2 separate regions of the Homo sapiens genome follow, and region 2 is linked to region 1. Evidence: read pairs that join two places in POLR2A ChIA-PET (ENCODE). Cell type or tissue: OCI-LY7. All regions are shown on one strand. Each heading gives the region's core, and the rest is flanking DNA. Links, peaks and the distances in the headings are about the cores only. Region 1 holds the start of TTLL8 (tubulin tyrosine ligase like 8). Region 2 overlaps MOV10L1 (Mov10 like RNA helicase 1).

What was found. Peaks named below come from ENCODE experiments on the same cell type or tissue, not always from the same donor. Only the 100,000 strongest peaks of a DNase experiment are listed, where the experiment ranks them.
Region 2: POLR2A ChIA-PET joins it to region 1 with 10 read pairs; 4 of 35 experiments call an interaction of 5 or more read pairs at or near these places.

The regions. Positions count from the first base shown.
Region 1 is chr22:50,045,042-50,061,343 of GRCh38, forward strand. TTLL8 (tubulin tyrosine ligase like 8) reads right to left here and starts at 13,257. Exons shown (of 14, transcript NM_001350317.3): 1 at 13,113-13,257; 2 at 11,828-11,932; 3 at 10,193-10,284; 4 at 5,068-5,206; 5 at 4,208-4,281; 6 at 2,127-2,255; 7 at 815-929; 8 at 214-348. The coding sequence starts at 11,894. It overlaps MLC1 (modulator of VRAC current 1), which reads right to left. Exons shown (of 12, transcript NM_015166.4): 12 at 14,350-16,302. In OCI-LY7, for the core only: a CTCF peak has its summit at 11,933 (motif pointing left); DNase peaks (open chromatin) are centred at 8,990 and 11,330; H3K4me3 peaks cover 2,027 bases; H3K27ac peaks cover 3,608 bases.
Region 2 is chr22:50,097,193-50,113,494 of GRCh38, forward strand. MOV10L1 (Mov10 like RNA helicase 1) reads left to right here. Exons shown (of 27, transcript NM_018995.3): 3 at 2,251-2,410; 4 at 10,944-11,056; 5 at 11,465-11,652. Among named protein-coding and RNA genes, the nearest start is that of MOV10L1, 15 kb to the left of the region's middle. RefSeq lists an enhancer at 8,631-8,740. In OCI-LY7, for the core only: CTCF peaks have their summits at 5,936 and 6,137; DNase peaks (open chromatin) are centred at 5,959, 7,029 and 8,749; H3K4me3 peaks cover 928 bases; H3K27ac peaks cover 3,375 bases.

The DNA of each region.
Region 1 (16,302 bases), core at 4,032-12,031:
AGGTGCTTTACAAACGGGGTGACTTTGACGTTTAGCCCCACGGTTAGAACAGAAAACCCGTCTGCCATGAGAATCGAGAGAGTCTGAGGCATCGCTGTATCCAGCCCCGGCTGCTGCAACCCTCAGGACTGACCACACCCAGGAGGCGGGAGGGCCCCTGTGGAGGCCCCGAGCTCTGGTGGCCTGGCACTGCCCTGCCCCGGCCCAGCGCACCTTGCCTGCTGCTCAGGTCGCTGCTCCCGGCCTCCTCCCTCTGGTCCCTGGGCTTGCTTCTGCTGCTCCTGCTGCAGCTCTGGTGGCTGACCACCCACTTGAGGATGCTGGATGCCATGGTGCGCCGGAAGTCTTCTGAAAGGACAGCACAGCCTCGCCCTATCTGTCCGAGCCAGGACTGGGGACTGGAGATGGGGCCAGGGCCACGGAGGCTCCCCAACCCGCCCCACTTCCCGCCCTCATAGCCGATGGGGCCCAGGCCTGCTCCCACACCCCCAGTCTGCCTGCCCTTCTCCCTGCAGTGTCTCTGTGACTGCGGCCGTCCAGCTGCACCCCTCGGCCTCCGACCACGGAGCCGGCCTTGCCCCAGCTGCTCGCCGCGCTGTCCACAAGCCTAGCACAGAACCACACACTCCTTGACTGCCCGCCCTCCCTCCCGGGGCCCCTGGCCTCTGTACTGCCATGACCATGACCATGGGAGGCCTCTCCCCGGTCCTCTATCCTCAGACCCTGCCCCATCAGTCTGTCTCAGCACCAGGGGGATCTTTCTAGAAGCCTCTCTGCTGACAGCACTGGGGCCCTCTGCCGTCTCCTCACTTACCCAGGAACTCCTGCTGCTCACTCTCGGTGCAGAGGCTGTAGCAGCGTGGGAAGAAGGAGTCGGGGTTGGCCGGGACGTACCAGGGCAGGCTCCGCATGTTCACGCACAGCCCGATCTCCAGAGACAGTGGCGTGTTAGGCAGGAGGGGCAGCTCAGCTCAGCTCTGCCTCGCTCACAAGGCGAGGACGGGCCGTCCACCTCAGACTTGCCTGGCTATGGGGCACCACACAGCACCCCTAGGGCGGATCCCTCCCCCTCCCCAGATATACGGTCCCCCAGGGCCCCAGAACACCCCCTCCAGCCGGTGGGAGCATGGATGTGCAGGCCAGGCTCAGACGCATCCTTGAGGCAGTGGAGGGCGTGGCAGGCCCCAGGGAATGGGGAGGCTGCAGCTGAGGGCACCGAGGGCGGTGGGCACTGGGGCTCCCTCCAGGCCCCCAAACGGGCCACAGGGTGTCCCACACCTCAGACCCCAGGAGAGGGAGGAGCGGCTGCAGGGCCCGGAACGCAGCCACATGCCCAGCACTGCCCACCACACGCGAGGTAGCACGCGCCATTAGAGAGGCATATCGTGAAGTCCCCGCACCCCGATGTCTGGTTTGTCACCCTGTTAAGGAAAAAAGTGGCTGGCCCCCAGAAAACACAGCGCACGCTGACTGGCTCTGCACACGGGGTCTTTGAAGGGGCCATGTTGCCACTAGCAGCGCTGGCGCTGGCCTGACCCTGGGGTATTAGGTGCGGAAGGGAACCTTGTCCTGCACCTCCGCCCCACACTGTGCTGAGGCAGCCGCACCTGGCCTGCTGAGAGGGACCTCTGTGCCAGGGAAGCCCCTCTTCCGGGACCCCTCCCTCAGCAGGGTCCCCACACCCTGCGTCCTGGGCAGGCCTCAGCCCTGGGCCTTGGTGGGAAGGGTGTGGCAAGCTGCTTTGTGCAGGGCTGGAGGCCGGGGGAGGCGGGGGAGTGCCCGGTGCTGGGGGGAGCGGCACCTCTTCCCCTGGGGTCCCACAGCCCCCTCAGCACCCAAAGCCCGGTGGCAGCCCCCAGTCAGCCCCATCTTTGGCCTCTGTGCCCTGAGGAGGGAGCTTCTGGGGCCCCGGATTCACCCAGAGACACAGAGCAAAGGGCACAGGGGTGCTGGGGGTGGGGTGGGCACCGAGTGATTCTGGCCACGGCCTTAGACCAGGAGTCCTGGGATGCACCCAGGAGGTGACTGGTGGCCACTGACCAGCCACCGAGGGTCCCTAATGGCTGCAGAAGCTCCTCCCCACCACCCTTGCCGGCTCCCGCCACGCTCAAGCGCGGCCGGCTCACCTTGGTGGTGAAGGAGGCTGTCTTTGCGTAGTGGTTCAGCATCTGGTCGTAGGTCAGGCTGTGATAGTCAATGATGTCCCTCTTGATGGTCCAGAGGAGGTACGGCATCTCATTTTTTACCAACCTAGACTGGCAAGAAAAAAGTCTTTATTGATGCCCAGCATTCAAGGTTCACACCAGCCAGGATGGGATGGAGTGAGGCAACCATCAGAGGACAAATGGCGTGCAGCGTGAGGATCCCAGCCGGGCTCTGCTGCAGGCAGTAGTGCTCCTTGTGGGCCTCCTGCACATGGGATGTGGGGCGCAACCAGGACCACATACGGTTTCCACAGAGGGGCCTCGGGCTCTGGGGGGCCACCCCGATGTGGGGCTGCAGGTGGGGTCTGAGCCGTCCGCATGGGGTCTACGTGGGTGTGGGGACGTGCCACTTGCCGAGGTGACACGACACTTCATAACCCAGAGCTTACAGTCCCCAGGACCGAAGCCCCCAGGCCTGTACCATGGGCCCTGCACACCCCTCCCTGAGCCCCAGGCACTGGCCTCCCGCTCCTCCCCTGCTGATAGAGGGGTTGGTCGTGGAGCTGGGGGCCTGTTGTTGGTGCTTTTCTGTTTATAACAATGGCATGTGTTAAGTCAAAATTCCAACCAGGCTGGGTGCAGTGGCTCACGCCTGTAATCCCAACACTTTGGGAGGCCAAGGCAGGCAGATCACCTGAGGCCAGGAGTTCAAGACCAGCCTGACCAACATGGTGAAACTCGTCTCTACTAAAAATACAAAAATTAGCCGGGCGTGGTGGCGGGCGCCTGTAATCCCAACTACTCCGGAGGCTGAGGCAGGAGAATCACTTGAACCCAGGAGGCAGAGGTTGCAGTGAGCCGAGATTGCACCATTGTACCCCAGCCTGGGCAACAGAGTGAGACTCCATCTGAAAACACCCCCCCAAAAAAGTGTGTGTGTGTGTGTGTGTGTGTGTGTGTAAATAATAGCATACTAATCACTAACCACTGGGTACTGGGGTGAGAAACAGCATCGTCAACAGAGCCGAAGTCCCCCAGCCGCCCCCACCCGGTAACTGCCACCTGCTTCTGTCTGTCCTCCAGGCACAATGAGCAGAATGTTTCTGTCTCTCTGGAATGCATGTGCTACAATCCTCATCCCCAGGGCGATGGCATAGGAGGCTTTAGGATTAGGTCATGAGCCTGAGCCCCTTATGATGGGCTAGCACCCTTATAAAAGAGGCCCCAGAAAAACCCTCGCCCCTGGGTGAGGACGCAGAGAGAAGCCAGCCGTCCATGAAGCAGGACACTCTCACAGCACCCAGCCACACTGCCCCAACCCAGACTCCAGCCTCCAGAACAGTGAGGAATGTTCTGATGTGTCCACACCACTGCCCACGGACCTGTGGGAGCCGCTGGAGCACCCAGGATGCTCTGTAGGAATGGCACTGACTCCAGGAACCTGGAAGGGCGAGCTCACTGGCCATGTGGGAGGCGCCTCATCAAATCTGGGCCCATTTTTCTATTTGTCTTTTCATTACTGATTTGTGAGTTCTTCATATATTCTGGACATTTGATCTTTTAAATTTTAAGTACTGCAAATGCCGCCTCCCACCCTGGTTTCTCTTTCGCCCTCTTTATGGTGGAGTGTTGGGAGCCCCGGAGGGACTAGGCTGGGCTGGGGAGGTGGGGAGGCACATACTACTGTGTTGCTGGAGACAGGAGCTCACTCGCTGGCCAGGCCCCATCCTGCAACACACCAGCCGGGCTGTCCGAGCCCTGCCGGGCCTCAGTGCCCTCAGCTTCCACATGCGCACAGCAGGCCAGCCCAGTGTGGGTGGAGGGGAGCTGGGAGCACCGGGTCCACCCACTACACAGCGGCTCATCCAGCACCGAAGGGCTCGCCCCACCCCTGGGGGCAGCCAGGCCCTGCTGCCCGGTCAAGGGGCCCTGCTGTGACTGGGGCTTTGCCCTCGCCGGGCTGCCATCCCCCCAGGACATGGGAGAGTGGGCACGGAGCAGGGCGACGGTGTGAGAAGCTTTGGAGAGGCCGCAGCTGACCATGACGCATGCAGGGGACGTACCATCACGTCGTGGATGTTGTCTGTTTTCTCCAAAGCCATTTCTTGATTTTCTTTGACTTTGGCACATGTATCATCTGCCAACAAAACACAGGGGAGGCCTGAACATGAAGCCTCAGCCAGACTTCCCGCACCGGGTCCGTTACCACAACCGCAGGCAGGACAGCGACTTTACTTCCAGAAACCTGGCTCCAGATGGGGCCTTCCCCTGGTGGAGCAGGAGCCTCTGTGGGTCCTGAGTCAGGCTTGGGGCATTCTGGCAGCCCCCATACATCCAATGAGCGTCCACCGCACAGCACCTCCCCAGGGCTGTGACAGGGCTTGGGGGCCCGGGATTCCTGGAGGCCCAGGTGTCCCCAGGTGTGGAATGGTGGAGACAGCCCGGGATGGGGGTGGGAGTGATAGAGGCTGAGGGGCCACAGGCAGGGGTGGAGGAGGAGGGGGACATTTGATCCGGGTCTCAATGGGGCCAAGAGGATGCAGACACAGCTGTGCAGATGTCAGCGAGGAGCAGCCAGCACCACGGGGGCCTGAGGAGTGGACTTCAGGGACCTGGGGCTGGAGGAGGGACAGCTGAGGCCGGGCGGAGAGAGGATGACAGAAACCGCCCGGGCAGGAGGAGGCCTGGGTGGAGGCCACAGGGACTCTGAGAAGGGAGCAGGGCTGGGGGCTTGAAAGGGTTTGCCTGGCACGACCGCCTGGGGCAGGGAGGCCAGGAGGGTGATGGAGACCTGGGGTCGGAGATACCCCATCACGCACACCAGGGCCGAGGGGCAGGCACCACACTCAGGCCGGCGCCGACTCCTCCTGCCCGTGACAGACGCACACGCCCTGAGCTGAGACGTGCGCCTCCGATACGCTACCATTGACCCGGGCGCCTTCATCCTCGACATCCGGAATGACCTTGGGCAAAAAGTGGAACTTCTTCTCTACCCAGCCCTTCCTTCGCAGAGCGGCCCGGACCACCGGGTAGTGTCCGTAGATAGAGAAAATCTTCTTCTCCTAAAATGGCAAGAGGATATTTTATTTTATTTCAATCATTTTTGGGGAATAGGCAGATTTTGGTTGCATGGATAAGCTTGTTAGTGCTGGTTTCTGAGATTTGGGGGCACCCATCACCCAATATGTCCTTTTTTTTTTTTTTTGAGATGGAATCTCACTCTGTCATCCAGGCCGGAGTGCAGTGGGGCAATCTCAGCTCACTGCAACCTGTCTTCCAGGTTCAAGCAATTCTCCTGCCTCAGCCTCCCAAGTAGCTGGGATTACAGGTGCCTGCCACTAAGGAAGGAGACCACTACTACTCCTGCTGCCCTCCTCCCCCACCTTGCCTAGTTCACAAGACAGGAGGAGAGAAAGAGCAAAAAGTTGGGGGAAAAGAAAAGTAAGATAAATAGCCAGACAACCTTGGCACCACCACCCAGCCCTAGGAGTTAAAAAAAGTAATAATAATAACATCAACCCCTGACCTAAACTACTTGTGTTATCTGTAAATTCCAGACACTGCATGAAAAAAGCATTGTAAAACTTTCTGTTCTGTTAGCTGATGCATGCAGCCCCCAGTCACGTTTCCCATGCTTACTTGATGTATCACGACCCTTTCACGTGGACCCCTTAAAGTTGTAAGCCTTTAAAAAGGCCAAGAATTTCCTTTTCTGGGAGCTCAGTTCTTAAGACGCGAGTCTGCTGACACTCCCGGCCGAATGAAAACCTCTTCCTTCTTTAATCCGGTGTCTGAGGAGTTTTGTCTGTGGCTCATCCTGCTACACCACCAGGCCTGGCTAATGTTTGTATTTTTTAGTAGAGATGGGGTTTCATCATGTTGGCCAGGCTGGTCTTGAACTCCTGACCTCAGGCGATCTGCCCACCTTGGCCTCCCACAGTGCTGGGATTACAGGCGTGAGCCACCGCGCCCAGCCCCAATATGTAATCTTTTATCCCTCTCTCCCCTCCCAATCTTCCCCCAAGTCTCCAAACTCTATCTTATCATTCTTATGCCTTTGCATCCTCATAGCTTAGCTCCCTCTTATGAGAACAAGCGATATTTGGTTTTCCATTCCTGAGTTACTTCGCTTGGAAGAATGGCCTTCAGCTCCATCCAGGTTGCTGCAAAAGACATTATCTGGTTCCTTCTTATGGCTGAGCAGTATTCCGTGGTGCAGATACACCACAGTTTCTTTATCCGCTCGTTGGTTGATGGGCATTTTGATTGGTTCCATATTTTTGCAGTTGTGAACTGAGCTGCTGCAAACATGCGTGAGCAAGTATCTTTTTTGTATCATGACTTCTTATCATCTGGGTAGATGCCCAGGAGTACGGTTGCTGGATCAAATGGTAGATCTACTTTTAGTCCTTTAAGGAATGTCCACGCTGTTTTCCACAGTGGTTGCACTAGTTTATATTCCCACCAGCAGCGTAAAAGTGTTCCCTGTTCACCACTTCCACGCGGACCTCTATTACTTTTTCACTCTTTCATTATGGCCATTCTTGCAGGAGGAAGGTGGTATCACATTGTGGTTTTAATTCGCATTTCCCTGAGAATTAGTGATGCTGAGCGCTTTTTCACGTTTGTTGGCTGTTTGTATAGTATTTTAAGTCAAGGAATTGAAAAATAAGTTGATTATTTTTCTGTAAGAGGAGTTTTCAAAGCAGAAGGAGACAAACTGTGCTCTGGCAGGAAGACATCTGCTCAAAGAAGACCATGCCCACACCCAGGCACACAGCGGACGAAGCGGCACAATTACAGCTGTAGCTGGGAACCCTGAGTCTGAGTCCCAGCACCCATACGAGACATCCGGTCGGTCCCAGCACCTCTCTGGGAACCCCGAGTCTGAGTCCCAGCACCCACACGAGACATCTGGTTGGTCCCAGCACCGCTCTGGGCCGCTGTCTACTCCGATAATCAGTCTGAGGCCTGTCACCCGCCCACGTGGCTGTGCACGTGAATGAGCCTATCACCCGAGGCTTTGGGGAGAACGGTGGGGGAGCTGGACAGTCCGCAAGAGGGCTGGCACCCTCCGACTCCACAAGACACTCTGCCACCCCCAACACCCTGCTTAGCTGTGGTCAAACTGAGTAACTTTAGAAAAATGGATGGGCAGAATACAATTCCTAAGGAAACCACCAAAGGAATAAAAACAGCGTAAGATTTCCAACAGGTAAGAGAGGGGAAAGGGGGATTTAAAAAGTAACCAGTCCGGGAGAGCACATGAAAGGAGAGGAAAGGAAAATTGAACCAAAGGAACGTACTAAATGAATGAAGATAACAGACACACCTGAATACATCAACGGTTTAATTATAGATAAATACACTAAATGCTCCAGACAAAAGGCAAAGAGACCATCAAACACATAGGTATACAGATGATGGGGTAGAAAAGGAAAAGATAGAAATATGAGACAAAATAGTCTTTGGGACAAATAAACATTACTAAGGTAAAGAAAACCATTTCATAATTTTAAAAAGATTCAATTCACTAGAAAGATACATGTGTATGCACCTATTAAGAAGGCATTAGTTATAAAAAACAAAACTAGAACTACAAAGTAGACAAACCCAAGATTATAATAGGGTATTTTAACCTGCTTCTCTCAGTAATTGATAGAATGCACAGACCAATAAGTTCCATAAGACTTTAGAGGATTTGAACAACTCAAATAACAAACTCTACTCTAGTGGCTATAAACAGCTCACTCTGGCGGAGCACGGTGGGTCAAGTCAGTAATCCCAGCACTGTGGGAGGCCGAGGTGGGTGGATCACCTGAGGTCAGGAGTTCAAGACCAGCCTGGCCAACATGGTGAAACCCCGTCTCTACTAAAAATACAAAAATTAGCCGAGCATGGTGGTGCACACCTGTAGTCCCAGCTACTCAGGAGGCTGAGGCAGGAGAATCGCTTGAACCTGGAAGGCAAAGGTTGCAGTGAGCCAAGACTGTGCCACTGCACTCTAGCATGGGTGACAGAGCGAGACTCCATCTCAAAAAAAAAAAAAAAAAGCACACTCTACACCAACTGTTACATAAATTAACAAAATGTTAGGCGTAAAGCAAGTCTAAACAAATTTCAATGGAATAACATTGCACATAGCACATTCTCGACCACAATGCAATCAAGCTAGAAAACAAGAACAATATAACTACAAAAAAGTAACAAGTGTAGACTGTAAGAACAATACTTTTAAGTAACATGAACTGTAAAATACTTTGAACTGAACATAGACAAACGTACTCCAAAATAAAAGCTTGTGAAATGCAGCTAATGCGGTACCCAGAGGGATAGTTGTAGCCTTAAATGTTTATACATTTATAAACTTTAAAACATTTATGTTTATAAATGTTTATACATTTAAAGGTTTCAGAAGAAAATCTGAAAATTAATGAGCGGATATGGTTCTACTTATATGAAGTTCCAGAAAAGCCCAAAGGACAGTGAGAGAAAGCACAAATAGCGCATCCATGGTTGCCAGGATTTGGGACAGGGGTGGGGAATAACCGATAGGGGCCAAGGGGAACTCCTGAGGGTGATGAAATGGTCTTTATGAAGATTGCTGCCTGACTGCACATGTTTGTACCTGAGGGTGATGGAACGGTCTTTATGGAGACTGTCTGACTGCCCATATTTGTACACGTTCTGCTCTCCGTCCGGGTGTGTCCGGCCGTAACATCACCGTGCCGTGCACCTGCAGTCTGCACATATTTGTACACGTTCTGCTCTCCGTCCGGGTGTGTCCGGCCTTAACATCACCATGCCGTGCACCTGCAGTCTGCACATATTTGTACACGTTCTGCTCTCCGTCCGGGTGTGTCTGGCCATAACCTCACCATGCCGTGCACCTGCAGTCTGTGCACTTTCAGTGTGTGCTGTACCTCAGAGGGGAGTTAAGGGAATGCAGATGTTTTCTCACACTATTGCCAGCTGGATGACTTGGGGTTCCTCTGTGGTCAGGCCTTCTGAGCAGTGGAAATCGACACACCATCAAGACAAAGAAAGCCGCCTTTCCCCAGGTCACTTGCTCTTCTCATTCCAAGCATGGCAGACCTGGAGCCCTCAGCTCCCATTTACAGAACACGAGAGCCTTCCTTGTCTCCCCAGACACATATGGGGAGCAGAGGTCTCCTCCCTCCCCAAGGGAGGCCTTGCTTACATCCCAGTTAAAAGGTAAGGCCTCCCTCTCCTGGGCTCCCTCTCCTGGGGAGGGAGAGTGCCAACTGCCCCATATAAGCTCCCAGGGCCATAATGTTGGGGTTCCTCTCCTGAGGTGCAAACCCCTCTGCACACACAGGTGGAGGCACAGTGAGCGTCCCTAAGGGGAGCTGGGGTGTGGGGAACCTACGCAGGCATTCTCTGAGTACCTGGAAGTCTGTTTCCCATCCAGGAGCCTCATGCTTCCTGTGGGGATAAGCAGATAAACAGATAAAGCCGGGACAAGCACCCACCCTAGGACACACAGCGGGCGGCGCTGGCCACCCCTTGGTGGGAGGCAGAGAAGCATTGCTTCTTTCTAAAGTACGGCTAAAATAAAAGGTATCTCCAGGCTAGGCGCAGTCACTCATGCCTGTAATCCCAGTATTTTGGGAGGCCAAGGCGGGCAGATCACCTGAGGTCAGGAGTTCGAGACCAGCCTGGCCAACATAGTGAAACCTCCATCTCTACTAAAAAATACAAAAATTAGCTGGGCATGGTGGCGTGCACCTGTAGTCCCAGCTACTCGGGAGGCTGAGGCACAAGAATTGCTTGAACCCGGGAGGCAGAGGTTGTGGTAAGCTGAGATCGTGCCACTGCACTCCAGCCTGGGCAACAAAGCAAGACTTCATCTCAAAAATAAGTTAAGTAAATAAATGAAAGGTAACATGAGCCAAGTCCCCACAGGGAGGAGGCTGCAGCTCGGGGGCACAGTGCGTCAGAGGCCAGATGGACAGATTCCAAGTTCCAAAACAAATGTCCTTTTAAAAAAGTGTCCCCCTCCCCACCGAGTCCCAAGGAGCATTTACCTTGATTGCTTTTTCTGTTAACTGCCTTGCTATTTTGTATCTGTCTAATCTGGAGGAAGAAGCCAAGTCTTGGGAAATTCCTTGTTTTAATTCTGCAAAAGAGAAGGAGGACATCAAGTCAAAGGACAAGGCATCCAAGGCCAGGCACGGTGGCTCATGCCTGTAATCCCAGCACTGTGGGAGGCCGAGGTGGTTGGATCACCTGAGGCCAGGAGTTCGAGACCAGCCTGGCCAACATGGTGAAACCCTGTCTCTACTAAAAATACTAAAATTAGCCGGGTGATGGTAGCTCATGCCTGTAATCCCAGCTACTCGGAAGGCTGAGGCAGGCGAATCGCTTGAATCCAGGAGGCGGAGGTTGTGGTGAGCCGAGATCGCGCCATTGCACTCCAGCATGGGCAACAAGAGCGAAACTCTGTCTCAAAAAAAAAAAAAAAAAAGACATTCGTCTGATGAGGCTGACATGAAATGGCATATTCTGAGGGGTGCTATCCATGAGCCAGCAAAATTCATCCACAGTGATGGAGACCAGAGCTGTGGGAGAGGGGGTGTGGCCGGAGATTGGTCCAAGGAATGGTGGTAGACGTGTCAGCGGTGTGTGAACCAGAGCGACTCCATCTTGAATAGGGGCTGGTTAAAATGAGGCTGAGACCTACAGGGCTGCATTCCCAGATGGTGAAGGCATTCTAAGTCACAGGATGAGATAGGAGGTCGGCACAAGACACAGGTCATAAAGACCGTGTTGATAAAACAGGTTGCTGTAAAGCTGGCCACGACCCACCAAAACCAAGATGATGATGAGAGTGACCTCCGGTCGTCCTCACTGCTACACTCCCACCAGCGCCGTCTCAAAGAACATAAATAAAATAAAATTAAATTAAGAAGTTCTGATTATCAAAAGGAAGCATGAAGTGACTGACAAGGCCACATCCATCTGACAAAGAGCATGTATCCAGGACATACAGAGAATTCCTGCAAGTCCATGAGGCCATAGCGCGATTTAACCGCGGCCTGCAGTCCCGGAACCGCACTCCGAGAAGGAAGAGCTCCAAATGGCCAATAATCATGTGAAAAACAGTTCAACACCTTGAGCTGTCTGGAAATGCAAATTAAAACCACACACCCGAGTGCCTGAAATGGCAGCGAGGACACCCACTGCGGGTGGGGACGGGGGCGGGGGCACCGGAGCTCTCGATCTGGCCCTTAAACGGTTGGGGGACCTTCTAAAGCTAAGTATGCGCCTGCCATGTAACCCAGTCATTTGACTCCTAGGGAGCATTTACCCACGCAACGAAGACGAGTCTGAAGAGGGCAAGGGCAGGAAGGAAGAGAGAGGCGAGTGCAGGGCCTCCACGACCCGCCAGGAGAGCCCTCCACACCCACACGTTTAATTTCCCAGTTTCCCAGGAAGCTGGCCAGTGGGATCGGGGTACAGGAGGCAGGAGCCAGCGCCCCCCAACACCCCTGGGGTCCTCCGCCTGGACCGTCCAAGAGAAGGCGCCTGGTTCTGCAGCTCAGTGAAGTGCCTGCCCCCAGAGTCCCTGATTTCCTGGCAGCAGGCTGCAGCCAGCACTGCCTCTGAGCCCGGGCCACTCTGGGCGAGTGGCTGGCACACAGGCAATACACGATACCCACTATTTTCTTCTCTCCCGTCTCCATCTGAAGAAGAAGCCAACGATAGCCCCTTCCTCTCTGGTTCCATACTGGCCTCCGACAGCTTGCCCTTTGCTCCTCTGACCCCTAGAGGAGAGGGTGTGGTGGTTACAGGAAACTGGGAGGGTGTGGGGGGCTCTGGGGATGGAGAGGGTTCTGAGGCCCAAGCTGAGGGTCAGGTCTGGGGTTGGGGATCAGCTCTGGGGTTGGGATCAGGTCTGGGTTGGGGGATGAGGTCTGGAGTTGGGAGGTCAGGTCTGAGTTGGGGTCAGGTCTGGGGATGGGAGTCAGGTCTGGGGTTGGGGGTCAGGTCTGGATTAGGGGTCAGCTCTGGGGTTGGGGATCAGGTCTGGGTTGAGGGATCAGTTCTAGGTTGGGGTCAGGTCTGGGCTTGGGGGTCAGGTCTGGGTTTGGGGGTCAGGACTGGGTTTGGTGTCAGGTCTGGGTTGTGAGTCAGGTCTGGGTTGTGAGTCAGGTCTGGGTTGGGGGATCAGGTCTGGGTTGGGGTCAGGTCTGGGTTGGGCGGGAGGTCTGGGTTGGGGGTCAGGTCTGGGTTGGGGGTCAGGTCTGGGTTGGGGGATCAGGTCTGGATTGTGGGTCAGGTCTGGGTTGGGGTCAGGTCTGGGTTGGGGGGTCAGGTCTGGGTTGAGCGGGAGGTCTGGGTTGGGGGTCAGGTCTGGGTTGGGGTCAGGTCTGGGTTGAGGGTCAGGTTTGGGTTGAGCGGGAGGTCTGGGTTGGGGGTCAGGTCTGGGTTGGGGTCAGGTCTGGGTTGGGAGATCAGGTCTGGGTTTTTGGGGTCAGGTCTGGGTCGGGGTCAGGTCTGGGTTGGGGGTCAGGTCTGGGTTGTGGGCATCAGGTCTCAATTGGGGATCAGGTCTAGGTCGAGGGGGAGGTCTGGGTTGGGGGTGCAGGTCTAGGTTAATGAGGAGAGGTATGGGGTTCTGAAGGCAGAGGGGAGTGGACAGCTGTGGAGTTCCCAGAAGATGGGGGAAGGTGGGGAGAACAGCTCTGGGCTTTCGAGGGCGGGCGAGTGGGTAGAGTTGGGCAGGTTTAGTGGGGGAGTTCTGTGGTTCCGAGCTAGGCGGGTCTGGGATTCCTAGGGTAAGGGGTCTAGAATTTGGAGGCCCGGGGCGGGGAGGGGGTAGGCCTGGGTTTCCGGGTGTGGGAGGCGGGTCTGGGGTTCCGAAGGCAGATGGGGAGGAGGGGTCCTGTCCGGGATCGGAAGCGCGGACGGGCCTGGGGTTCCGCGGTCGGGGGTCGTGCTCACCGGGGACCGGGTCAGTGGCTCGCGCTGCGCCGCCCGGCTTCCTGGGGTTGCCTGGGACAACGTGCTGGGGCGGCCACGCGCATTGTGCACCCCCGGTGCGGCGGCTGCTGGGCCCGTGGCCTCGGGCTGTGCAGCGGCGGCGGCCCCGGGGCGTGGGGCTGCGCGGGCGGCGGGGGGCGCGGGGGCGCGGGGAGCTGCGGCGTGCGGGGGGCGCGGGCCCCGACGGGCAGCAGTCATCAGCGCTTGGGCTGGGCCCGGGTTGGGGTCCGGGTCCCGGGCTGCTGTCGGAGCAGGCGCGGCTGCGGGGTCGGCGGCGCGGGACGGTGCGCGCCATGGTGTCCGCCGGGGGAGGGCCCGAGTGTAGCCCCGGGTCACGCGCTGCGGCCCCGCGCCCCCCTGTGGAGGTCACACTCCATCCCCCACCAGGTCACAAAGACCCGCGGGTCACATCCTGCCCCTCCCCCTCGGGCCCCCCAGGCCCGCCAGGCCTTCTCGCCCTCCCCGGGGCCCTCATGCCGCCCTCTGTCCCTGGGCCCTTCCCCGACGCGAGGCTGGAGCGGCGGGGTGAGGAGGCCGCGGGCGCTGGGCTCCTCCCGGGCTGCGCGCTGCGGGTCCTGGCGGATGGGGGCGACGGGGTGACCGTATCAGCGCCCCCCGTCCTGCGGCGGAACTTGGGAGGGCCTTGGTATCCGCAGAACCACTCGTGGGGTCCCACGCCGCTGCCCCCCGGGGGGTTCTGAGCCCACCCAGGTCCACACGGCCCCTGTCGTTTCCCCCCGCACCCCGCGGATCACCCCGCCAGGGCAGCTCGTGTCTGATCTGGCATCTCGGAGTGGGGGTAGGAAAGACACACCTGCCCCACCAGGACCCTCACTCCTGGCAACTTTCCAAAGCCTAGATGTCTTCATTTGGTTTTAAATCAACTTTATTTTGCATTTAACTTCCCAAGACACCCCAAAAGGGAGGTTCTGCCCCGACTCTGAAGGGGCTGGTGGGGGACTTGAAGGGGGGGAGTGGGAGCGTCCCCTGGCGGGGGTGGTTCCCTTCCAGCTCCCTCCCTCTTCCCCGGGGAATGCCACTGGGCTCTCACCAGACCCCAGTACTGGCCTCTAGGGGTTACACAAATCAGTGAGTGAAAAGCTGGCCCTCCCTCCACCCGCCCCTCCTCCCTGTGTCCCGATGTTTTTAGACCTGAGTGAGCTGACGCTGCTGAGACACAATATTAAATAGCCACAGCCACGTCTGCAAGTCAGCGTTTATTGCTCAAGCGTATTAAACAAAAATGTAGACTGAAAGAGACAGTTCTTTTAAACCCCATTTTTCCGGATTTTTTAAGCGCTCTAAAATAAGAAAATAAGAAAGTGCAAGCCAGCAAAAACGCTCCAAGTGCCTAATTCTGACTCTGAAACTTGAGCTCTCTGGTCTGCCCCCAAGAAGACATCAGCCCGCCCCGGGTCGTCCCTGTGGCTCCCACCCCATTCCCAGGAGCAGACCCCGCCAGCCTCAAAGCTGCAGGGAGGTGGGGGTGGCCTGCAGACAGGGTGGGGTCTGCATCCGGTACCAGTGACAGCAGCCTCTCCTCTCCCACGGTGGCGCTTGTTTGGGGCTGTGGCCAAAGTGTTTGCCCGGCCCCTGACTGTGTCCTTCCGGAGCTGCCGAGGACTGCAGAGAGGGCCTGGCTTGTCCCCTCTAGGAGCAGCTGGGAAGGTGTCTTGCCTGCATCCCCCTTCAATGGTTGAAAATAATGATTCCACTTGTCATGAACACCATGAAGGTATCTTGGCAGCCAGAGTCACTCCTGTTCCGCAGTGGGAAACCTGGGAGGGTCCTCAAACCCCCTGGCAGGGTCTGCAGGCCGCCCCATCCAGCTGCATCTCCCAGGCCTCCTGGTTCTTTGATCTTGATGGCCCCAGGCCACAGATGCATCTCCGGGCCTTTCCAGCAGCCCATGGGGGACCAGTCAATACACCCCACGGCGGTGAAGAGAAAACGTTCATGTCTTCTCAGATCAGAAGGAAAGAAACAAAACCATTGTGAAGGAAAACACCTGCTGGAAAGTAATTATCAAAGTAACAGCATTCCAGTTTCACAGTCGCCCCAACTCACTGTGGATTTACTGCCGTCAGCTGGGAGGACCCAGGCGCCCTCGGGACGAGGAGACGCAGGGAAACCCACTCCTGGCCATGGCACTACCCAAAGCCAGTGTTATTCTCACACCCAACTGTCCCTGCAGCCTGGCAGGTGGGCAGTGACCGCCTGGGCTGTACCCTAAGACCCCAAAACAGCGGAGATGGAGAAGACCGCTGCCCTGGGGCCTTCTCAGTGAGGATCAAGACAAAGTACTTGCTAGGAGGTAGAGGGCGCTGGGTGAACCTGTGAGAATTCCTGGGCTCTGACCTGATCTGTCCTGCATTTTGAGTAATGGGAGCAAACACAGGAGGGAGGGGCTCAGCTTCCCCCGGTCACTGGGGCCAGGGAGACGTGGTCCAGCCGGTTTACAAAGCCTTGGATGCAGCCCCACCCCCAAGAACACTGCCTGTCACAGCAGCGGCCACGTGGCACTCCAAGCTGGGCATGACAGTGCCCGGGACGTGGGCAGCGGCCATGTGGCACTCCAAGCTGGGCATGACAGTGCCCGGGACGTGGGCAGCGGCCACGTGGCACTCCAAGCTGGGCATGACAGCACCCAGGACGTGGGCCGGCCAGTGTGGCGGTGGATCCCTCTAGAATGACTGGGTCTAAGTAGGGAGACAGGGCAGGCGACCCGGCGTGGACTGGTGTGGATTTCACCTGGGAGAGCAGCGGCAGCCTGTGTCGCTTGCGCCCAGGCTCTGGAGGAGGGGCCCCTGCGGCTCCCGGGCCAGGACAGAGGCGCCCAGCCCTGCTCTCACTGTCCAGGAAGAGCCGCTGGGCAGCCTGAGCCTGGGGCAGGTGCACCTTGCAGGGAAGTGGGTAAGATCCCACTGGGCTGACTGAGTACCCGGGACAGACCCTAAGCGTGGAGGGAGGAAGCCCGGTCAGAGTGGGCAGGAGACGCAGGGACCCACAGTCTGGTCAGGTCCAGAGAGCCCACTCCAGCCCAAGCCATGAGAGAGGCAGGAAGAGGAGCTGGGGCCAGTTCAGGGGTGGGGCTCTCAAGAGGCCGAGCCGGGGGCCCTTCCTCGGCCTGGGAAGTTGCGGCCATGCTCCT
Region 2 (16,302 bases), core at 5,498-13,497, 54 kb after region 1:
GCCTCAACCTCCCAGGCTGAAGTGATCCTTCCACCTTAGCCACCTGAGCAGCTGGGACTACAGGTGTGTGCTGCCTCACCCAATTTTTGTATTTTTTGTAGAGATGGGGCCTCTCTATGTTGCCCAGGCTGGTCTCGAACTCCTGGGCTCAAGTGATCCGCCCATCCCACGCCTTTCCAAATGCTGAGATTATAGGGGTAAGCCACCACGCCTGGCCTCTTTAATCCATTTTGAGTTAATTTTTGTGTTTGGTGTAAAACGAGAGTCTAACTTTATTATTTTGCCCATGGTTATTTTCCCAGCACTATTTTTTTTTGAGACTGCACAATTGCAGTTTATTGAATGGTCCTTGTCAAAAATCAATTGACTGCACATGCAAGGGTTTATTTCTGGGTCTCTTTACTATTCCATTGGTTTATATTTCTGTCCTTACACTGGTGCCACACTAGTTTGATGACTGTAACTTTGTAGGAAGTTTTGAAATCAGGAGGTATGAAACCTTCAATTTTGTTACTCCTTTTCAAGACCATTTTGCCTATTCATGGTCCCTTGAGATTCCATTAGAATTTTAGATGAGTTTTTCTATTTATATAAAAATAGACCCATAGGACTTTGATAGGGATTGCGTTGCATTTGTTGGGTTTTTTTGTTGTTTGTTTGAGACAGAGTCTTGCTCTGTCACCCAGGATGGAGTGCAATGATGTGATATTGACTCATTGCAACCTCCGCCTCCCTGGTTCAAGCAATTCTCATGCCTCAGCCTCCCAAGTAGCTGGGACTGCAGGTGCTTGCCACTACACCCAGCTAATTTTTTTTGTATTTTTAGTAGAGATGGGGTTTCACCATGTTGACCAGGCTGGTCTTGAACTCCTGACCTCAAGTGATCCACCTGCCTCAACCTCCCAAAGTGCTGGAATTACAGGCATGAGCTACCACACCCAACCTGAATTTGTGTAATAGATCACTTTGGGTAGTATTGTCATCTTAATAATTAAGTCTAAGATTGTCATCTTAATAATAATTAAGTATTAAGATTAACATCTTAATAATAATTATTAAGATTAACATCTTAATAATCACATAATCACTTTGAGTAGTATTATCATCTTAATAATTAAGTCTTAAGATTGTCATTTTAATAATATTAGGTTTTCCAATTCATGAACGCGGTTGTCTTGCTGTTTATTGAGGTATTTAATTCATTCATTAGTGTCATTTTACGTGTCTTCCATCTCCTTAGTTAGGTTACTAAGTGTTCTGAGGAATTAACCTATTAACCTAACAGTGCTGTTATAAATGGAATTGTTTTCCCTTTCTTTGGATCATTTTTCTTGATTTCCTTTTTGGATTTTTCATTGCAAATGTATGGAAATCTGATTTTTGTATGTTGACTTTGTGTCCTGTGCTGGATTCATTTATTAGCTCTAACCATTTTTTGTTTCATTTACGTGTGTGGAATCTTTAGAGTTTTCCACAGATGAGATCCTACCATCTGTGAATAAAGATAATTGAAATTTGAAAGTCTTGAAGTAAGCATGGGCATCCTTGCCTGGTTCCTGATCTTAGGGGAAAGCTTTCGGCCTTTCACCATTGAGTGTGGTGTTTGTTGTGAGATTTTTGTTTATGGCCTTTCTCGTGTTGAAGAGATTTCCTGCGATTCCTAGTTTATTGAGTGTTTGCATCATAAAAAGTGTTGATTTTGTCAAATGCTTTTTGTGCATCAGTTGAGATCATCGTGATTTTTTCCCTCATCTTATCAATGTAATATGTTGACTGATTTTCATATGTTGAAACACTTTTGCATTCTGGGATAAACCCCACTTAGTCATGGGGTATAATCCTTTTAATATGCTGCTGCATTTGGTTTGATAATATTTCATTGAGGATTTTTGCATCAGTGTTCATAAGGGATTGCTATAGACTCAATGTTGGTGTCCCCCAAAATACGTATGTTGAAATCCTGACCCCAGTGGAATCTTATTAGGAGGCTTTGGTGGGTGACTGGGTCACAAGGGCAGAGCCCTTATGAAACATACCCCAGAGAACCCCTTTGCCCTTTCTGCCATGTGAGGACACAGCAGGAAGACACCGACGGTATACCAGGAAGAAGGCCCTCACCAGACCCGGAATCTGCCAGGGCCTTGATCTTGGACTTGCAGCCCTAATGGTCTCAGACAGGCATGCCAGCCTGTAGTTTGCTTTTCTTGTAGTTCTCGTATTATGGTTTAGAGCGGTGTGTTTGTTTTACAGGTAGAAGCTGTCTCTGATAAGTGGGAAGACGACAGCAGAAACCATGGGAGTCCCTCAGACTGCGGCCCCCGAGTGTTGATTGGCTGTGTGACTTCCCTGGTGGAGGGCGCAGGCTGTATCAGTCAGACCACCTACTTCTCTCTGGAGAGTGTGTGCGAAGGTATGCTCAGGGGTCTGTGTTCCACATTGAAAATTAGGTTTTGTCTTTTAAAGAATTGTTATGGACCAGGCACGGTGGCTCATGCCTATAATCCCAGCACTTTGTCAGGCTGAGACAGGAGGATCGCTTGAGCCCAGGAGTTGGAGGCTGCAGTGAGCTATGATCCAGCCACTACACTCCAGCCTGGGTGACAGAACACAACCCTGTGTCTATATTTGTGATGGCTACACACAACATTGAAGGGATCAGTTTTGGGCATGCTTTGTTTGTTGAGAGGGTTTCGGGATTAGAGTAGCTTCTCCAGGTGCTGGCTTCACACAGAGGCTCTTGGATATTGAGTGGACTATGGGAGAGGGCACCAGGTCACTGTTTTGTTTTTTTTGTTTTTGTTTTTGTTTTTGTTTTTCGAGATGGAGTCTCACTCTGTTGCCCAGGCTGGAGTGCAGTGGTATGATCTCAGCTCACTGCAACCTCTGCTTCCTGGGTTTGATTGATTCTCCTGCCTCAGCCTCCTGAGTAGCTGGGATTACAGGTGTGCACCACCATGCCCAGCTAATTTTTTGTATTTTTAGTAAAGATGGGGTTTCATCAGGTTGGCCGGGCTGGTCTCGAACTCTTGACCTTAGGTGATCCACCTGCCTCGGCCTCCTAAAGTGCTGGGATTACAGGCATGAGCCACCACACCCAGCCAGGTCACTGTTTAAACTTGTGCTTTTATGTGTTTTGTGTTCATTTGTTAAATGCAGTCAGTAATTTCTGGGTAGTTGTTGCTTCCATATAATTATAGTGTTATGATCTAAGTTAGTGTTACTGGCATGCTGAGGTACTATTTAAAGTACTTTAGATGTTTTAAAATAGGGCTTGGGGATGACATTGTACGTTTCCTAAAGTATATATCCTTTTTCTTTCTTTCTTTCTTTCTTTTTTTTGAGATGGAGTCTCACCCTGTCGCCCAGGCTGGAGTGCAGTGGCACGATCTCAGCTTACTGCAACCTCCGCCTCCTGGGTTCAGGCGATTCTCCTGCCTCAGCCTCCTGAGACTACAGGTGCCCACCACCACAGCAGGCTAACTTTTTGTGTCTTTAGTAGAGACAGGGTTTCACCATGTTGGCCAGTCTGGTCTTGAACTCCTGACCTTGTGATCTGCCCGCCTTGGCCTCCCAAAGTGCTGGGATTACAGGCGTGAGCCACCACTCCCGGCTTTATATATCCATTTTTTATTGCATTTGTTTTTGGCTGATCAAAGGATTTGTTTTTATACCTAAAGAAAGAATATGTCGATGTCATTGACTGAGCTGAACTCAGCAGCGGTTTACTCTACTCCTGCTGCCTATGGTGGTGAAGACGGAGCTGGACTCCATACTCAGGTCTGTTTCTTCTTTCCCAGGAGAAACAGACCTGTGCATACATTGTGGTAGGGCAGGAATTGGAAAAGCTGCCTGGGGAAGTGGCTTCTGAGCTGAAGTCCATTTGCACAGCCCACAGCACTGCCTGTTGGAAGATGAATAGAAGTTTTCTGCTTTAAGCTGGGGGGTGGGAGGTCTGGGGGGTAGCTCTGCCCACCAGGAAGCTGCTGTCTCACTCTTTTTCACCTTGGTTTTTATGTGTATGTGTGTTTTTGTTTTTGTTTTGAGACGGAATCTTCCTCTGTTTCCCAGGCTGGAGTACAGTAGCACAATCTTGGCTTACTTCAAGCTCCGCCTTCCAGGTTCATGCCATTCTCCTGCCTCAGCCTCCTGAATAGCTGGGACTACAGGTGCCCGCCACCACACCTGGCTAATTTTTTGTATTTTTAGTAGAGACGGGGTTTCAATGTGTTAGCCAGGATGGTCTCGATCTCCTGACCTTGTGATCCACCTGCCAAAGTGCTGGGATTACAGGCATGAGCCACTGCGCCTGACCTTTTGTGGGTTTTGTTTTTTTTTTCTTTGTTTGAGACAGAGTTTCGCTCTTGTTGCCCAGGCTCGAGTGCAGTGGTGGCTCACTGTAACCTCCACCTCCTGGATTCAAGCAATTCTCTTGCCTCAGCTTCCTGAGTAGCTGGGACTACAGCTGTGTGCCACCACACCTGGCTAATTTTTGTATTTTTAGTAGACACGGGGTTTCGCCATGTTGGTCAGGCTGGTCTCGAACTCTTGACCTCAGGTGATTCACCCACCTCGGCCTCCCAAAGTGCTGGGATTATAGGCATGAACCACTGTGCCCAGCCTTGACCTTGGTTGTTAACCCTGGGATCCCCAAGATGAAATTGATAGGTGTCTATTGGGATTTTAGAATCTCTGTGCTGCCAGAGAAACGCTCAGTTCTGGGGAAAGGCGCCTATAATCATGGAGGCCCCTCAACCCTGCTAACAGGAAGCCCCTCTCAGGGGTGTCGCCAGGAAATGGCTCAAGAGGAAGAAAACCAGAAATGTTTGATGTTGCAGATGTTGATGGGGCAGAGAAGAGAAGGTGTCCCCTGAGTAATAAAGATGGGCAGGGATCCGGAGCCCAGGCCAAGGGATTTCCCAGTATAAAAAACCTCAAGTGAGGCAAAGTCAGGTCCTCTTGAGGCTGAGAGAGTCACACTCAGACATGTCAGAATTGCTGTGAACACAATCACAAAACCTAAGGACCACAGCAAAAGAACTTTTTTGAAAGAGAAAATACAATGTGCAAAAAGGCTGATACAGAGTATCTAATGAGATCAGCAAACCGGTCAAGCACCGTCTCCTTCAAAGCTCCTCCCCACAGGATGGTCGTACCACGTAGCTGAAAGCAGACATAGCTGTACATGAGCAAAAGGTGCGGCTGTGTCCTCATAAAACTTTATTTATAACTTCTGACCTAAAGGTGGCAAAAGGAAGAATTATGCTAAATTTTTCATTTGCTTGTGGGAGAGTCAGAAGATGCTGTTTCCTTCTTGACGTTAATTCAACAAATTATTAGAGTGCTTGCTGTGCTAGACACTGCTTCAGAGAATTCGCATTTTGAGAGAACAGACAGTAAGCAAGTGAACAAAGAAAATAATTAGCATCAGGCCTGGCACAGTGGCTCACACCTGTCATCCCAGCACTTTGGGAGGCTGAGGCGGGCGGATCACCTGAGGTTGGGAGTTGGAGACCAGCCTGACCAACATGGAGAAACCCCGTCTCTACTAAAAATACAAAATTAGCTGGGCGTGGTGGTGCATGCCTGTAATCCCAGCTACTCTGGAGGCTAAGGCAGGAGAATCGCTTGAACCTGGGAGGCAGAGGTTGCGGTGAGCCAAGATCACACCACTGCACTCCAGCCTGGGCGACAGAGCAAAACTCCTTCTCAAAAAAAAAAAGAAAAAGTAATTAACATCTTCTGCTCTGCAGCAACTGTCCAGGGTCGTGTCAGAGGACTAGAGTGGGTGGTTTGGAGTTCCTTCCTGCGTGTAGCCTTGAGGCTAGGGCAGAGCTGAGCGGGTCACAGGTGTGGCGGGAGGAGGGTCCAGGTAATGCCAGCCGGCCTGGGTCAGGTTCTGTCCTAAACACAACCCTCTGAGGTTACCTAGGTGAGGTCTGACACACGAGGGCAGCAGAGGGGAACACGTGGTTGTAGCGTGGGAGGGAGCAAATGTGGACAGCGTGCTGGGGCACGTGACTGGAGGAAGAGACCGTGCTTGTGCATGTTTGAACAGCACTGTCCCCCAGCCCTGGCCTGCTCCTGAGGTTTGTAGACAACACATGTGAGATGGGAATTCTTAACATCAGTGGTGGGGCTCAGGTTGTTTTATACACGAATGTCTGGTAAACCCTCTGCCATTTGGATGAAGGCAGCTAAAATTGAATTGGACATTTAGCTGAAGCACAGTTTCTCATCCTCAGCGCTCCAACATCTAGGCTGAAGCACTCTCTGTGGTGGGGCTTGTCTTGGGCACTGGAGGCTGTTTAGCTGCATCCTACCCTGGCCATGTTATGACAACCTAGAGCATGTCCAGATGCCATCAAATGGCCCCTGAGGACAGAATAGCCCCCAGGTAGGATCCACTGGCCTGAAGGTGGGGTCTGAGCTGCGAGCATGTGGTGGCTCTGTCCCGGCCCTCTTCATTCCCAGTTGAGCACTGAGTAGTCTATGGTGAGATCAAGGTTTCACAGGTTCTTATTGTAGTCCGTGTGGCCGCAGCACCCAGCTGGGTCACACATCAGGTGATTTCATTATTTTCAAGTTATACCAGTTTGTGCATCCACTTAGAGCAGCAGTCCCCAAACTCTTTGGCACCAGGGACCAGTTTTGTGAAAGATAATTTTTTCCACAGACCAGGGAGGGAGGATAGTTTTGGGATGATTTCAGTGCATTACATTTATTGTGCACTTTATTTCTATTATTATTATGTTGTAATTTATAAGGAAATAATTATACAACTCACCATAACATGGAATCAGTGGGAGCCCTGAGCTTGTTTTCCCAGAACTAGATGGTCCCATCTGGGGGTGATGGGAGACAGTGACAGATCGTCAGGCATTAGATTCTCATAAGGAGCACGCAACCTAGATCCCTCGCATGCACGGTTCACAATAGGGTTCCAGCTCCTATGAGAATCTACTACCCCTGCTGATCTGATAGGAGGTGGCGCTCAGGCTGTAATGTGAGCAATGGGGAGTGGCTGCAAATATAGATGAAACTTTGCTTGTTATCCCCAGCTCACTTCCTGCTGTGCAGCTTGGTTTCTAACAGGCCACAGTCCGGTGCCTTCTGTCTACTCTCCCCCAGCCTGCCCTGTGTGGACTGTCCAGCCTTGTTCTTGGTGCTTGTGGAAAGCACTAGCAGAAATTGGCACAGGGGTCAGGGGAGTGAGTTTGGGAGGGGCACTCCCTGCCTGGTGCCCTTTGGAGGCGTCTGTCCTTCCCATGAGGCCACGGCCCCTCACAGCCGGAGCTACAGCCAGGATGACCATGTGGTTTAGCCTCCAAACTGGTACACGTTTGAGAAGGAAAGGGGATGTCAGAATTAAAATTAGATCATTTTTGAAATATCTATGTATTGGTTAACAGAGTGATTTTATTATATTAGTGGACTTTTAAAGAAGTATTTTTCAGAAACTATTAAAAAAAGGTGAGTATATTAAAAAATGTCATATTGGTTATCTGGACATTATATTCTTGGTACATATTAACATACTTTAATATCTTAGCATCTAAGATGTATTTTTCCGAAAAATGTATATTTTGCAATATGATCTTACTCTTATTATTTCTATAATTGCGTGGTGTCGTCTTCAAAGTTGCATTTTATGGTTGATGAATTTGAAATTGAAATTGTAAACACCTTTGATTGAGCCTTCTTTTTTTTTTTTTTTTTAAAGACAGAGTCTCCCTCTGTCATCCAGGCTGGAATGCAGTGGCTCAGTCATAGCTCATTGCAGCCTCAACCTCGTGGGCTCAAGCAGTCCTCCCACCTCAGCCTCCCTAGTAGCTGGGACTACATACATGCACTTCCATGCCCAGCTAATGTTTGTGTTTCTTGTAGAGACAGGGTTTCACCGCATTGCCCAGGCTGTTCTTGAGCCACAGTGTTTTTAATTGAGGAAATATTAGTAAACTCAAAGCAAAATCTGTAAAATGTAAGATGTTGACAATTCTGTATTTTTTTCTATTGAAATATATTACTGTTCCAGCCCAGATGTTTTCATAGGTACTGTCTTTTTGCATCAATTCAGAGCCCATAAGTGTTCAAACATTTTTACAAGCTGACATTCATCAAGTAAGTTGTCTCTGTCATTCTTTTCATGTGTAGGCCTTCTCAGCGTCTCAGGGCCATTCATGCCCTTACACAATGTCAGCTTGTCCAGTTTAAGAAAGGGCTTCATCGAAAGATTCTTTTGAAAGTTTGGCATATTCTCAAGTCCAGTCTTAGAATTTGAGCATTCATCTGTGGACTCCATTTGGGCTCCTGAGGCCTCATTATTTCCTCCATTGTTTTTCCATGTTCCTGCTCATCAGCTTTATTTTCAATAACTACAATTTGCAAAAGTTATCAAAAGCTGAAGATTTGGGGTTCTACATGTATTAAATAAAGATTTTCTGCTGACTTGAAAAAAGTAAAACCAAAATTTAGAGATCTCACTTAAAAAGAAAGTAAAAGGAGCATCATCACAGGACCTTTTGGTTGATTTACAGAACGGTTCCTCAGGTTCCAGCATTTGTAAAATCCAGGTTGGGGGAGCAGCAAAGAGAAAATGAGGGCTGCCAGCCCCCAGTGTCCGTGTGTGTGTTTCGTTGTCATGAGCTTTGTCACAGGAGTTGTGCATGTATGTATGTCATAGAAGTTCAGGAACTTGTACGTGCTTGTCTTCCAGCTGGCTGCATGTCTGGAGGATCACGTGTGCGCTATAGCCATCTGAGTGCATTTCTGCTGTCTCAGCTTCCTGACCTGCAGGGTCTGATTTGTACTGTGGTGCTTTACTCCGTTAACATCCTGTTATCACTGTAGAAACATATATTTTTATCTCCAGTGTTGAATTTCTAAACTTAATTTACAATGGCATTCACCATAATGTCAAATATTTCTCCTTCAATAGAAAGGTCTTCTGAAATCTTTACTTTTGTTTGCTTGTTTTTGTTTTTTAGAGACGGGGTCTTGCTCTGTCACCCAGGCTGGAGTGCAGTGGCACAATTGTAGCTCACTGCAGCCTGGAATTCCTGGGCTTAAGTCATCCCACCTTAGCCTCGTGAGTAGCTGGGACTTCAGGCTCATGCCACCACACCCCAACTAATTCTTTTTTTTTTTTTTTTTTTTTTTAGAGATGGGATCTTACTGTGTTGCCCAGGCTGGTCTCAAACTCCTGGGCTCAAGTGATCTTCCCACCTCAGCCTCACAAAGTGCTAGAAATCTTTACTATGATTCCATGATTCTGCTGGAAAAAAAAATTAATTGAATTTAACTTTTTTTTTCTTTAAAGTAACTGTACAACGTATAGAACTAGTACATTAATAGCTATTGCTTCACTTTTCATTTATGTCCAGGGAAATTGAGAATAAAAATTGGCAAAATTCTGTTAATTGTGGAATAAATGAAGGCATGGTTTACAAAACGCTGTATAAATGTGTCTCCAGAGTTGCACGTATTAAATTGTGGTTTTAGGACATGGTCTTTTTTTTTTTTTTTTTTTTGAGACGGAATCTCGCTCTGTTGCCTAGGCTGGAGTGCAGTGGCTCAATCTCGGCTCACTGTAAGCTCTGCCTCCCGGGTTCATGCCATTCTCCTGCCTCAGCCTCCCGAGTAGCTGGGACCACAGGCGCCTGCCACCACGCCTGGCTAATTTTTTGTATTTTTAGTAGAGACGGGGTTTCACTGTGTTAACCAGGATGGTCTCAATCTCCTGACCTCATGATCCACCCGCCTCGGCCTCCCAAAGTGCTGGGATTACAGGCGTGAGCCACCATGCCCGGCCAGGACATGGTCTTCTTAAAATACTCCCTGACCTTGAAGTCAGTGCCCTAGCATATTTTAGTGTCTTCTGTTTTCTTTCTTTTCTTTTTTTTTGAGACGGTGTCTCGCTGTGTCACCCAGGCTGGAGTGCAGTGGCGTGATCTCAGCTCACTGCAAACTCCACCTCCCGGGTTCACGCCATTCTCCTGCCTCAGCCTCCCGAGTAGCTGGGACTACAGGCGCCTACCACCGCTCCCAGCTAATTTTTTGTATTTTTAGTAGAGACGGGGTTTCACCGTGGTCTCGATCTCCTGACCTCGTGATCCACCCGCCTCGGCCTCCCAAAGTGCTGGGATTACAGGCGTGAGCCACCGCGCTTGGCCTCTGTTTTCACATAGACAGTGATTTCACCATGGCTCACATGTCGAATGTAGGTGTCAGCTGCTATTTGTGCTGTTACGTGTTCATCACCAGCTTTCTGGAGACACAAACTCAGTATTCAATTATACACTTTTTTTTTTTTGAGCTTCCAGAGTGCTTATTGCAAAATAACAAAAAGATTTTAACTACCTGTACCATGGCAGACCTGTGCAGACCATCTCTCTGTTCTGTCAGCACCACTCAGCCACTTCATGTCACTGAACCTGCAGTTTTCCACCAGCTGCGGGAGGCCCAGCGGTGTCTTGCGTCCGGCAGGCCATGGCTTGGACCACAGCACAGCTCTCTGGCACACTGAGGGGCTGGCTGGACCACTGAGTGCTTCCCTCACACCTGAGTTCAGGTGTCTCTCTGTTCCCGAACACCGTGTGTGTGTCCCTGACAGGGAGGTGCCACAAACACTGCAGGACGGGGGAAGGGGGATGCCACCTGCCCTCAGATGTGCCACACGAGGAGGGACTGCCACGAGCATGCACACTGCACCTTCTAGAGCCTGGAGGTGTGAGTGAGAGGCTCCAGCTCAGCTCATTTTATTGCAGTGGTTAATAATAATACTTCAGGGTTTTTTATTCGAAAATATGTTTCTCACAGTAGTAGAAAGTGCCTTTTAAATGTTCAAATGTATCCTCAGGTATGATAGAAATGATTTCAGTGCACCATGACCTCAGAATAACTTGTGCACTTTAACACTACCATGGCTTTTTTCCTGGCGGTTTTAGGCTTCGAGCCCTGCAAGGGAGACTGGGTGGAGGCTGAGTACCGGATCCGGCCTGGCACGTGGAGCAGCGAAGCCACCTCAGTGAAGCCACTGAGATACAAGCGCGTGGACAAGGTAGCGTGCCGACTAGTGGCTCCTCTCTGTGCTTCTGGCAGACCTGCCATCAGGGGTAACTTGCACGGCCCAGGCTTCTCCTGCATGTGTTGGAAGCCTGGAAAAATAAAGCTTTGTCATGGCCAAAGAGGAGTGTGTTTTCCTATTGACAATGCTGTGTTTCGTTTGGAAACAATAACTCCTAGTGCTTGCATACCTGAATTCTAAGGTCTGTAGCTTATGCAACAGTGCTAAAATGTTCTAAGGAGAAAGGTGTGTTGGAGAATCACTGGACCAGTGCTACGGGATGGCGGACTTGAGCTTCCTGGTGCAGCTTGTGTGCTTTGGGCTGACTTGGGCGTGTGTTAGAGCTGCGCCCTGTCGTCATGCAGCATCTGCTTCCTGTGACGCTCAGCTCTCTGCTCCCAGGTCTGCATCTCTAGCCTCTGTGGAAGGAACGGGGTGTTAGAGGAAAGCATCTTCTTTACCTTGGACTCCTTGAAACTGCCAGATGGGTACACACCCCGGAGAGGTGACGTGGTCAATGCAGTGGTGGTGGAGAGCAGCCAGTCATGCTATGTCTGGAGGGCACTTTGTATGACCCTAGTGAAGAGGCGGTAAGAAAATGCTTTTCTGGCCAGGTGCGGTGGCTAACGCCTGTAATCCTAGCACTTTGGGAGGCTGAGGCAGACGGATCACCTGAGGTTGGGAGTTCAAGACCAGCCTGACCAACGTGGTGAAACTCTGTCTCTACTAAAAGTACAAAATTAGCTGGGCGTGGTGGTGCTCGCCTGTAATCCCAGCTACTCGGGAGGCTGAGGCAGGAAAATTGCTTGAACCTGAGAGGCAGAGGTTGCAGTGAGCTGAGATTGCGCCACTGCACTCAGGCCTGGGCGACAAGTAAAACTCCGTCTCAAAAAAAGAAAACGCTTTTCTTCTTTGGGATGTGAAAGGCCCCATATAAGTATATTTTGAAGAGTTACTTTAATAAGCCAAATAGTAGACATTTCAAGCCCTGAGTTGTTGGGGTAAGAGGAGAGCATCCCTAGCACTTCAGGAGGCCGTGGCAGGAGAATTGCCTGAGCCCAGGAATTTGAGACCAGCCTGGGCAACATAGTGAGACCCCATCTCTACAAAACATTAAAAAATTAGCCAAGCGAGGCCGGGCACGGTGGCTCACGCCTGTAATCTCAGCACTCTGGGAGGCCGAGGCGGGTGAATCATGAGGTCAGGGGATCGAGACCATCCTGGCTAACACGGTGAAACCCCGTGTCTACTAAAAAAATACAAAAAATTAGCCGGGCGTGGTGACGGGCACCTGTAGTCCCGGCTGCTTGGGAGGCTGAGGCAAGAGAATGGCGTGAACCCGGGAGGTGGAGCTTGCAGTGAGCCGAGATCGCGCCACTGCACTCCAGCCTGGGCGACAGAGCGAGACTCCTTCTCAAAAAAAAAAAAAAAAAAAAAATTAGCCGAGCATGGTGGTGTGCACCTCCGGTCCCAGCTACACACGAGGTTGAAGCAGGAAGATTGCTTGAGCCTAGGAGCTTGAGGCTGCAGCGAGCTGTGATCGTGCTACCGCACTCTAGCCTGGGCAACACAGCAAGGCTCTGTCTTAAAAAATAAAAAGAGAAAGGAAAAGGAGGCTGGTCATGGTGGCTCACGCCTGTAATCCCAACGCTTTGGGATGCTGAGGCGGGTAGATCATGAGGTCAGGAGTTCGAGACCAGCCTGGCCAATATGAAGAAACCCTGTCTCTACTAAAAATACAAAAATTACCCGGTTGTGGTGGCAGGCACCTGTAATCCCAGCTACTTGGGAGGCTGAGGCAAGAGAATCACTTGAACCCAAGAGGCAGAGGTTGCAGTGAGGCGAGATTGCACCACTGCACTCCAGCCTGGGTGACAGAGGAAGACTCTGTCTCAAAAAAAAGAAGACTGTCTTGCCGGGCGCGGTGGCTCACGCCCGTAATACCAGCACTTTGGGAGGCCGAGGTGGGTGGATCACAAGGTCGGGAGATTGAAACCATCCTGGCTAACATGGTGAAACCCCATCTCTACTAAAAACACAAAAAATTAGCCAGGCGTGGTGGCCGGCGCCTGTAGTCCCAGCTACTCGGGAGGCTGAGGCAGGAGAATGGCGTGAACCCAGGAAGCGGAGCTTGCAGTGAGCCGAGATCGCGCCACTGCACTCCAGCCTGCACAACAGAGTGACACTCCATCTCAAAAAAAAAAAAAAGACTGTCTTTTGGAAGCTTTCAGCCATCTCTATGGTTGACTGAAGGTGGAGTTAGGGGTCGCTCTTCATCCTTCATCTTACATTGGTGATTGCTGTTTTGGGTGGATTTTTCTGTTTTGTTGTTTCACATTTTGGCATTTAAAAAATGCATTGGATGTAGTTGGTTCTTAAAATTATTGGATTTCTGGCTGGCCACAGTGGCTCACGCCTGTAATCCTAGGACTTTGGGAGGCCAAGGCGGGCGGATTGCCTGAGCTCAGGAGTTCGAGAACAGCCTGGGCAACACGGTGAAACCCCATCTCTACTAAAATACAAAAAATTAGCCAGGCGTGGCAGCGCACACCCTTAATCCCAGCTACTCTGGAGGCTGAGGCAGGAGAATTGCTTGAACCCGGGAAGCAGAAGTTGCAGTGAGCAGAGATCACGCCACTGCACTCCAGCCTGGGTAACAGAGCCAGACTCCATCTCCAATTAAAAAAAAAAATTATTAGATTTCCTGTATCTGTGTTCTTCTTTGTGTGCTAGCCATGACGAGGCTTCCCTGAGCTCCCTACTTGTGGGGCAGCCCCAGCTCTGACCCACCCCCTCCCTGCCTGCCTTTCCTCCTGTAACCAAAAGGTATGTGAGACAGGTCTCAATCAAGTTAGAAGTTCACTTTGCCAAGGTGAAGGACATGCCTGGGAAAAAGGACCACAAATCCACAGGAACCATCTGTGGTTCATGCCTTTTTCCAAAGATGATTTTGAGGCCTTCAATATTTAAAAGAGAAAAGTGGGCTGGAGGAGAAAGAGGGTGCGGTCACATGACTGAATACACATTTGCAAGAGGAAAGGAAAAGGAACAGGGAGGGAGAGTTGGTTGTGTAAATCAGCACTTTGATGTAAGAGAAGGTAACATGGAGATGTTTAACCTTGTCTTGTAGCTCTCTGCTTGGGGACAAAGGAAAGGCAGCTTCTTTCATGACAGCTTCTGGCTGAGTTTTTTCCTTTTGGCATGGTGAGTGGGGTCCCGACTCTGTCTTTGCTTTTTTTTTTTTTTTTTTTTTTTTTTTGAGACGTTGAGATGGAGTCTCGCTCCGTCACCCAGGTTGGAGTGCAGTGGCGCGATCTCTGCTCACTGCAAGTTCCACCTCCTGGGTTCACGCCATTCACCCACCTCAGCCTCCTGAGTAGCTGGGACTATAGGCACCTGCCACCATGCCTGGCTAATTTTTTGTATTTTTAATAGAGACGGGGTTTCACCGTGTTAGCCAGGATGGTCTCAATCTCCTGACCTCATGATCCGCCCACCTCAGCCTCCCAAACTGCTGGGATTACAGGCGTGAGCCACCACGCCCGGCCCCGAGTCTTTATTTTCTTTTCACACTCCTCACTCACCACCAGTGAGCTTCTGAGACATCTCCTCCATCAGTCTGCTTATTTTTGATCCCGATAGAATGCAGGTTCTGTTTGGGGAAAGCGTCTGCTTTCCAGCCCCATATCTGGTGCCTGGCTGGGCCTCTGGGTGCAGACAGACAGCCCTGTGTGAACTGAGCCACAGGGGTGTGCGGAGCAGTGCACCCCATGTAAGGTAGCAGCCGGAGGGTGGACTTGGGGCTGTGGGAGGTGTTATGGGACAGGGCCTGGTGGGCTCAGCCTCCTAGGAGCCTTGCCCTTCGGCCCACTGGCAGATGCTTGTTTGGGTGCTCGGAGCCCAGTTCCCCCTCCCCACTGGACCACGCTTTCCTTTGGGAGGGTGCCTAGGGCCCATCCTGTGGGGCGTGGATGTGACGTGCACTGCTCCCGCTGCATCTGACCACGGAAGCCTGGGACGCACAGGAGCTCTGCTTTCAGCCCAGTCCGCTGAGCCTGGCGGTGCCAGGAAATAAGACCTGCACCTCCTCCCTATGTCTGAGTCGGACTCCTCAGGCTTCCTGTCTGTTCTCTGACCTCATCCCCAGGCAGAAGCTGTGGCGTCCCATTCTTGCATCAGGCCCAGGAACCAGGGGCCTGAAGCGTGGCCTGGGGGTCTTCAGGAACTCACTAGGGCCGCTAAGGAGACAGCACAGCACGGAACCCGCACTCTCCTTCTCTTTAGGCTAGTAATGCTTGAAAAAGACCTGTTTCTGCCCCCACAGCATTTCCCCACTGAGGCCTCCTGACCACAGAGTAGAAGCTGCTGGGGTGGGTGAGCCAGGGAAGCTGGGGTGCCTGTTCCTCAGCTCGTGGCCCCGGGTGGGGCAGCCCCTCTGCACTCTAGAAACAGATCATGTGCCAAGCGAGCTCCTGCTCTCCACTCAGCCCCACAGCCTTCCCGTGGCAAGAGCTCCGCAGCTTCTCCTGTGGGGGCTGAGCCACGCACCGGGCAGTCGCATCTGACGACTCCTTTCTGCAAAATCCCCACCCCGTCCATCAGCAACGCTGTGGACTCTCTGCCCCTGTACCTCCCTTGTCACACCAGGGCACACAGAGAAGGAAGAGCCAAACAGGCACCCGCCAGGAGGGGCTGCTCTGTAGCTGGGAACCTCACTGAGTTTGCAGCAGGGGCCAGAAGTGTGGCGAGCCATTCTAGAGACCCCATTTTTTTAATGGTGCTTCGGACTGGGAAGTGGCATGAGGCAGGTTTACCTTCTGGAAAGAGGTTGTGGAGAGGCAGGGAGGAGAATCAAGCCTGTAGCATCAGTAGAAGAAGGGGAAGTAAGTGGGTCCATTTTTAGGGAAAGGTAAAATCTCATCTTCTCATTTTCTAAAGAGAAAAACTTCTCATTTCATTGTTTTCAAACACTTCAAAGCAACAAAACTCTTTCCAAAGCAAGTTTAGTGGAGCCCTAATAGGCAAGGCCCATGCTTCCCCCACCACCACCTTGGGAGTTGGCTGGAGAGAAGAGGACTGAGAATGCCACCCTAACCCTGCACTCTGAGCAGGAGGTAGGGGAGTGCTGGGGAGCACGTTCAGGACACCGTTCTCAGACTCCTTGCCTGTGGCTGTCCCCTGGGCTGCTCCCTTTTCTCTAGACTTTATGAAGTGCATCGTTCTCTTCCTTAGGGTTTGCC